Regions from separate parts of the Homo sapiens genome. Here region 2 is linked to region 1. Evidence: read pairs that join two places in POLR2A ChIA-PET (ENCODE). Cell type or tissue: OCI-LY7. All regions are shown on one strand. Each heading gives the region's core, and the rest is flanking DNA. Links, peaks and the distances in the headings are about the cores only. Region 1 overlaps COPS8-DT (COPS8 divergent transcript). Region 2 overlaps COPS8-DT (COPS8 divergent transcript).

Evidence for each region. Peaks named below come from ENCODE experiments on the same cell type or tissue, not always from the same donor. Only the 100,000 strongest peaks of a DNase experiment are listed, where the experiment ranks them.
Region 2: POLR2A ChIA-PET joins it to region 1 with 12 read pairs; 2 of 35 experiments call an interaction of 5 or more read pairs at or near these places.

Annotation. Positions count from the first base shown.
Region 1 is chr2:236,999,760-237,002,671 of GRCh38, reverse strand. All of the region lies in intron 1 of COPS8-DT (COPS8 divergent transcript), which reads left to right. Among named protein-coding and RNA genes, the nearest start is that of COPS8-DT, 85 kb to the left of the region's middle. In OCI-LY7, for the core only: no CTCF peak of the experiment used is centred there; no DNase peak of the experiment used is centred there.
Region 2 is chr2:237,058,015-237,060,926 of GRCh38, reverse strand. The region is part of intron 1 of COPS8-DT (COPS8 divergent transcript); the gene reads left to right. It overlaps LOC105373950 (a long non-coding RNA gene), which reads right to left. Exons shown (of 3, transcript XR_007088140.1): 1 at 1-2,912. Among named protein-coding and RNA genes, the nearest start is that of COPS8-DT, 26 kb to the left of the region's middle. RefSeq lists an enhancer at 1,437-1,546. In OCI-LY7, for the core only: no CTCF peak of the experiment used is centred there; DNase peaks (open chromatin) are centred at 1,626 and 2,326; H3K4me3 peaks cover 2,500 bases; H3K27ac peaks cover 2,500 bases.

The DNA of each region.
Region 1 (2,912 bases), core at 225-2,724:
GTTTCTTTTTTTTTTTTTCTAATGTTCTTGCAGCTGAACAGATTTTTTTATTTTTCAGTCTAATCATAGCAGTGCCCATTTGAATCCATATTGAAGCTATTGTTTCAAAACATTAGCCTGGCCCACAGATTGAATTTCAGATTTGGAACCCTTCTGTCACACAAAGCTTTTGATGAAATCAGTTGACTCTTTCTGGAATTATTCTGAAGCAGACCGAAAAGTGAACATGAAATGTCAAGTCATTGGACTGAAACTGAAATCTCATTTTAGTCAATGAAACCAGATGTCATGGCTATCCTGGAAAACCTTGATAAGCTGAACACATAGCGGAGCCTTGGTTACATCTCAAAGAAGGAACCCATGATGAGAAAAGCCAGTCTAAGTGATGGCACACTCCAGCAGCAGCCTGTGCAGGGGAAAACCATGGTGTTTAATCATGGGAATTCACACTTGGTGATGAGCCCGGAGGATGTCTAACCCAGAGCCATGGTGTATGAGGCTGCAAGGGCTACCATAACTCAGTTCCATTGACTGGGTGGCTTAAACCACAGATATTTACTGTCTCTCGGTTCTGGAGGCTGGAAGTCTGAGATCACTGTGTCTGTAGGCTTGGTTCCTTCTGAGACCTCTCTTCTTGGCTTGTAGACAGCCATCTCCTCCATGTACCTTCATGTGGTCTTCTTTCTGTTGAGTCTCTGTCCTAATCACTTCTTCGTATCAAGAGACTGGTCATGTAAATTAGGACTTACATGAATGACCTCATTTTAACCTAATTGCCTCTTTAAATAACCTGTCTCCAAATATGGTCACATTCTGAGGTACTGAGGATTAAGACTTCAGCAGATGAATTTGGGGAGGGCACAGTTCTGCCTATGACACATGGATTTCCTTGTCTCTCCTGGTGCTCCGTGGCCTGTTTGGTTTCTTGCAAGTTCTCTAACCTACAGAATTAAGTGACCTCTGGCTTGTAATGTGTTAATCAAATGGCCAATTGCCCTGATATTATAGTGGGGATGATTCAGTACTTTTCCCAAACTTTGAATCATTAGTGCATGAGACTTCACATTCTTAAGTTCTTTTCCTTTTTTTTGAGACAGAGTCTTGCTCTTTTGCCCAGGCTGGAGCACATTGGCACGATTTCAGCTCATTACAACCTCTGCCTCCCAGGTTCAAGTGATTCTCGTGCTTCAGCCTCCCCAGCAGCTGGGATTACAAGCATGTGCCACCATGCCTAGCTAATTTTTGTATTTTTTAGTAGAGATGGGTTTCACTATGTTGGCCAGGCTGGTCTTGAACTCTTGGCCTCAAGTGATCCACCTGCTTCAGCCTCCCAAAGTGCTGGGATTACAGGTGTGAGCCACCGCACCCATCCGGTTCTTTTCCTTTTCTTTCATTAATAATTACTTTAGGTAGTCTGTAATTTGAATTTACTTATTTTTCAAGGGAGTGTTTCTGAAACACAAGTTTGAGAACTAAATGTTTCTATATTTTGTATAATGTTTTATGGTTTATTAACACATTTTAAATACATATGTTTTGGACTCTGAAAAATAATGCAAACCTTGCCACTTCTGTATCTGTATTGATTTCAATTTCCTGGATTGAAGTGACAATAACATGGAGGGAGTTTTTTTTTTTTTTTTTCATTTTTCACATAGACCCAGAAGACGATGAGCAGGTAGCCCAATTTAACCTTTTGTTTTTTGAATGAAGCTAATAAGATTAAATGTTGGAAAACAAAAGATATTACATTTATTTAATAACAATGCAGGTCTAAAAATCCAGGCCAGTATTAAAAGCTGAGCAAAGAAAAACAACAGGAAAGTCAGGTGGATAAAATTGGCCAACACAGCTATAGACTCCAAAAGAGAGGACCTTGATTTGGAGCAACTAGAAAATGCCACCCTCTGAAAGAGAAGCTCACAGTGACCAATAGAAAATTAATGAGCTCAGGCACCTGTATATATACACCAGGAACTGAGTCATTTGCCAGCGTGCTCAGAGGTTCAGTAGTGTTTCCGGCGGTGTGTGCTGGAGAAGGTCACTTCTGTAAGGTAATACAGGGATTGAGGGTGCCTGAGTATGCAGACCTCTGTATATTGTTCCCCTTTCTTAGAGAGCTGAAATGCTCAATAATGCTTTAAATGCCCTGAGAGGCCCTACAAGGAAAACAAGCAAATCCAGGTTAATTTTATTTAACCTAGTGTTTTCTACAAGGGGTTTGACTCTAGGCCTCTCATTGTAGGACCACATTCACAGGAGGTTAGCGTAAGCCTCTCACATGCATTATCTCATTGAATTCCCTTATAGCGCTACACAATTTGCCACTGTTAGTACCCACATGTGATGAATAATGAAACAGAATCTAACAGCGATGAAATAAACTAACCTCAGGGAACAGTGAGTGCTGGAACCTGGGCTGACTCCCTGCAGCCTGCACAGAGGCTGTGTCCCACACACTCCCCACCCAGGCACACCAGCAGGCTCTTCTGAGCTGCCGCAGGAGCTGCCCAGTTCCCATGAGAGGTCCATCCCCTGGGTGGAGATAGAGAAACTGGGCATTCAGAGCCCAACAGCTCTCAAGTACTGTTCCTCTTAAGGCCACTCCCCAACCCCTCATCCTCTGGTTGGTGCTCACCAGTGGGTCAATGGTAGAAATTTTGTTTTCCAGATTGGTTTATCAACTTTGAGAGAAGAGTGTGCTTTGCAGACTGGCCTCTGTGAATGCATCATCCTCCTCACAATCTGAGCAGGGCTTCACAAGGTCACAAGGGAAGCACTAACTGTGGACGTTCGGGAAGGGTCGTACGTCATCGTGGGGGCTGTCTTGTGCACTGGGGATGCTTGCGAGCATCCCTGGCCTCCACCTACCGGAAGCCAGTAGCACCCCTCACCCTCCCCAACAGGTTGTG
Region 2 (2,912 bases), core at 159-2,658, 58 kb before region 1:
GACCAGGCAAAACCCGGAGAGTGCCAGCTTTTTATTCACCCCGGATTTTCGAAAACAGCAATATGGACAAAAGATATTTGAGGCTCTCCTGGGCATGCTTTCCCTTTTCTTCTTTTATGTTGTTTTTCTAGTTTGTTTCAGGCAATCTCGCCCTGCATTATTGGAAAGTCTTGTTCAGAACAGTTGGTGTCTTCACAGTGACCGCAAGCACTAATGAATACACACACACACATACACACACCCTGCGATAGGTGGCTTTCTAGATCGATACCCCCACCCCAGGGCACTGAGAGGGGTAAAGTCAGAGCCGGGCAGGGTGTCCTTCAGGATGTGACCCTGTGATTTTGTCCTCTTCCTGAAATTCTCAGGATAGGGAGGATTTCAGTTTGATGCAAATACTCTATTTCTATAACACATATTTTTGCTTTTTTGTACCACACAATCCTCCATCGTCTCTCACTTTCCCCACACACCATTACATGTGTCATTAACTCTCAAGGTCCTGCCAAGACAAGCAGCTCCCCTTCAGCTGTTGAGAGCGATATGGGACTCACCCTGCCCAGCGCATTGCCGTGAGGTGAAGCCCGGGGGACGGGGGCAGAGGTGTGCTGGGAAGGAGCCCAGACCTTGTTAACTTTGCATACAAGAGTGTTTTGTATCCATGTGGAAACTCACATAAGCAGCAACTTATCATAGTTTTTTCCTTCTTATGTCTCTTGGTGTATTGTATATGTGTGAATGTGTGTAAATAAAATGTTAATTTCAGTGCAGTCTGAGATACCCTCACTGAATCCTACCCACCTCTCCCAGCCAGGCTGATTCAAGGGGGCCCTGCCCCGCATCCTTCCTGCTCTACCGGCCATCGCGACGCCACCTTCCATGAGCTCCATTTCCAGGACTGGCCCATCTGGGCATCACAGTCCCAACCACAATGCGTGTTTGGTCCTTGGGGCTTCCTGGATAACTTGGAGCTTTGTGAGAACTCCAAAAGGATTTCTTCTGAAGAACCAAACCCATGTTTCATAGGCGACACGCAGTTTGCTCCTTTCAACATGCACACAAAACACACATGCATGAAACAGCAAATGAGAGCAGCCTCGGCATGATCTGAGAGTCTGCCAGTCCCTTCCTCACCAGAGCAGGGCTCAGAACCATACTCCTCACATCCTCGGATTCTGGGGTGCAGCCCTCAGGGACAGCTTGGGGCTGAGGCCAGAACACAGTTGGCAGGGCCCAGAGCTTCTCCCCTGACCCCACCTAGCACGTGGCTCAGAGCCAGTGGGGCTGGCCAAGGGTTGCTTTTCCAGTATGGTTTGCTCATTTTCTTTTGCTGCTCTTGTTCTCGCTCTCACCTGTACTCTCTGCTCTGTCCCTGCTCCTCAAGGGTTTCAAGATCAAGATGCTTATTGTCGAGAACTGTCTTCCTTTCAAAAATGGCTTACAGTTCTGGCCTCCAAATGCAGGATTTTAGCTACACTGCCACATCATTCAACATTTAAAAAACAAAACAAAAATAGTTCACATTATTATAATTTTTCCATTTGCTAATGGGCAAATGAGGAGGGTCGAAAGTGCAACTGCCTGCAGAACACCTTGACAAAATCTGCAGAGAAAAGGTTTCATTTCTGTTTTTAGTCAGGAACTAGAAAATGCTGTGCCTCATGACTCCTGTAGACGCTCCTTCACCACTGAGCTGGGCTTCGCTTTATAGTGGGCTCATGGGTTCCATTTAAAATATTAACCCTCAGCAGAAACTCAAATTTCAGGTGGATTTAGAGTTTCCTACGGCTGTTGCTTCACATGTCATCTGGAGAAGGCCCCCTGTGCAGTCTTTGCAACTTTCCACAGATAAAGGTGAAAATAATGCAAGAGGAAAACAGATGACGGCCTTTCCCTAAGGCAGAAACTGGGAAGAAGGGAAGCCTGAGAGGAGCAAAAGGACCTGATGCCATGAGTGGCCTCAGTGTGAAATGCGGAGGGCCTCAGTTTGTGTCCCAGCACAGAGACTCTCTACACAAGGTTTTGTTCTTGTTTGTGTTTTTAACTTTTCTCCCATCCCCTGACGGAGACACCTGTGCCTGAGCTCCAGGGGAACTCGGCAGCGCCCATGCTCCATTCCTTGGATGCTTCTGTGAGTTGAGCAGAAAGACTTTCTTCTCATTTCTATCAATCACCTTTCTTTGCTCTCAGCCCACTCACTTCCCCATCTTCTACACCTCACGGAAGCAGGAAGGAGGGGCTGCCGAGGACCCCAGGAATGCGGCCCCAGGAGTCACCATGCAGATGAAGAAGGGAGGCGCCCTCATATTCGGGCAGCCTGGGAACTGGGATGTGTTCCATGCAGTGACAGCTCCCAGCGCTCTGAAGCCATGACAGCGGAGGAGGCAAGGCAAGACCCCTCCTGCAGAACAGCCACCTGCAGGGGAGATCTGGCGAGGAGTAAGAATCGGGTAGATTTACGCCAGGTCCCCTAAGAGCGGTGCAAAGAAATGGATCAAATAGGCAAGCATTTCATCAGGGAAAATGCCTAAGAGAAATGCGGGGGGAAGCTGGGTGCAACTGGAATAGCCTTCAGACTGTGGTGTGAGTCTGACCCCAGTGAAGGAAAGAGGAGGGATGGCTGCGAGGAGGTGGCCCCAGGAAAGTTCTGCAAAGCCACCGGGCATCCTCAACCCTGAACCAGAGGACTCAGCCCAACCTCTCCCCAGAGTGGACCTGCACTGCCTTGCTCAGACACTGGCTGGGAGCAGCCTGTGAGAAATGTGGCTGCATGCAAATATTTAACCGTCAACAAGCCACAGCTGAGGAAACATGGCCACACAACCGTATTAGTCCATTCTCGCACTGTTACAAAAAATACCTGAGACTGGGTAATGTATGAAGGAAAGAGGTTGAATTGGCTCACAGTTCCA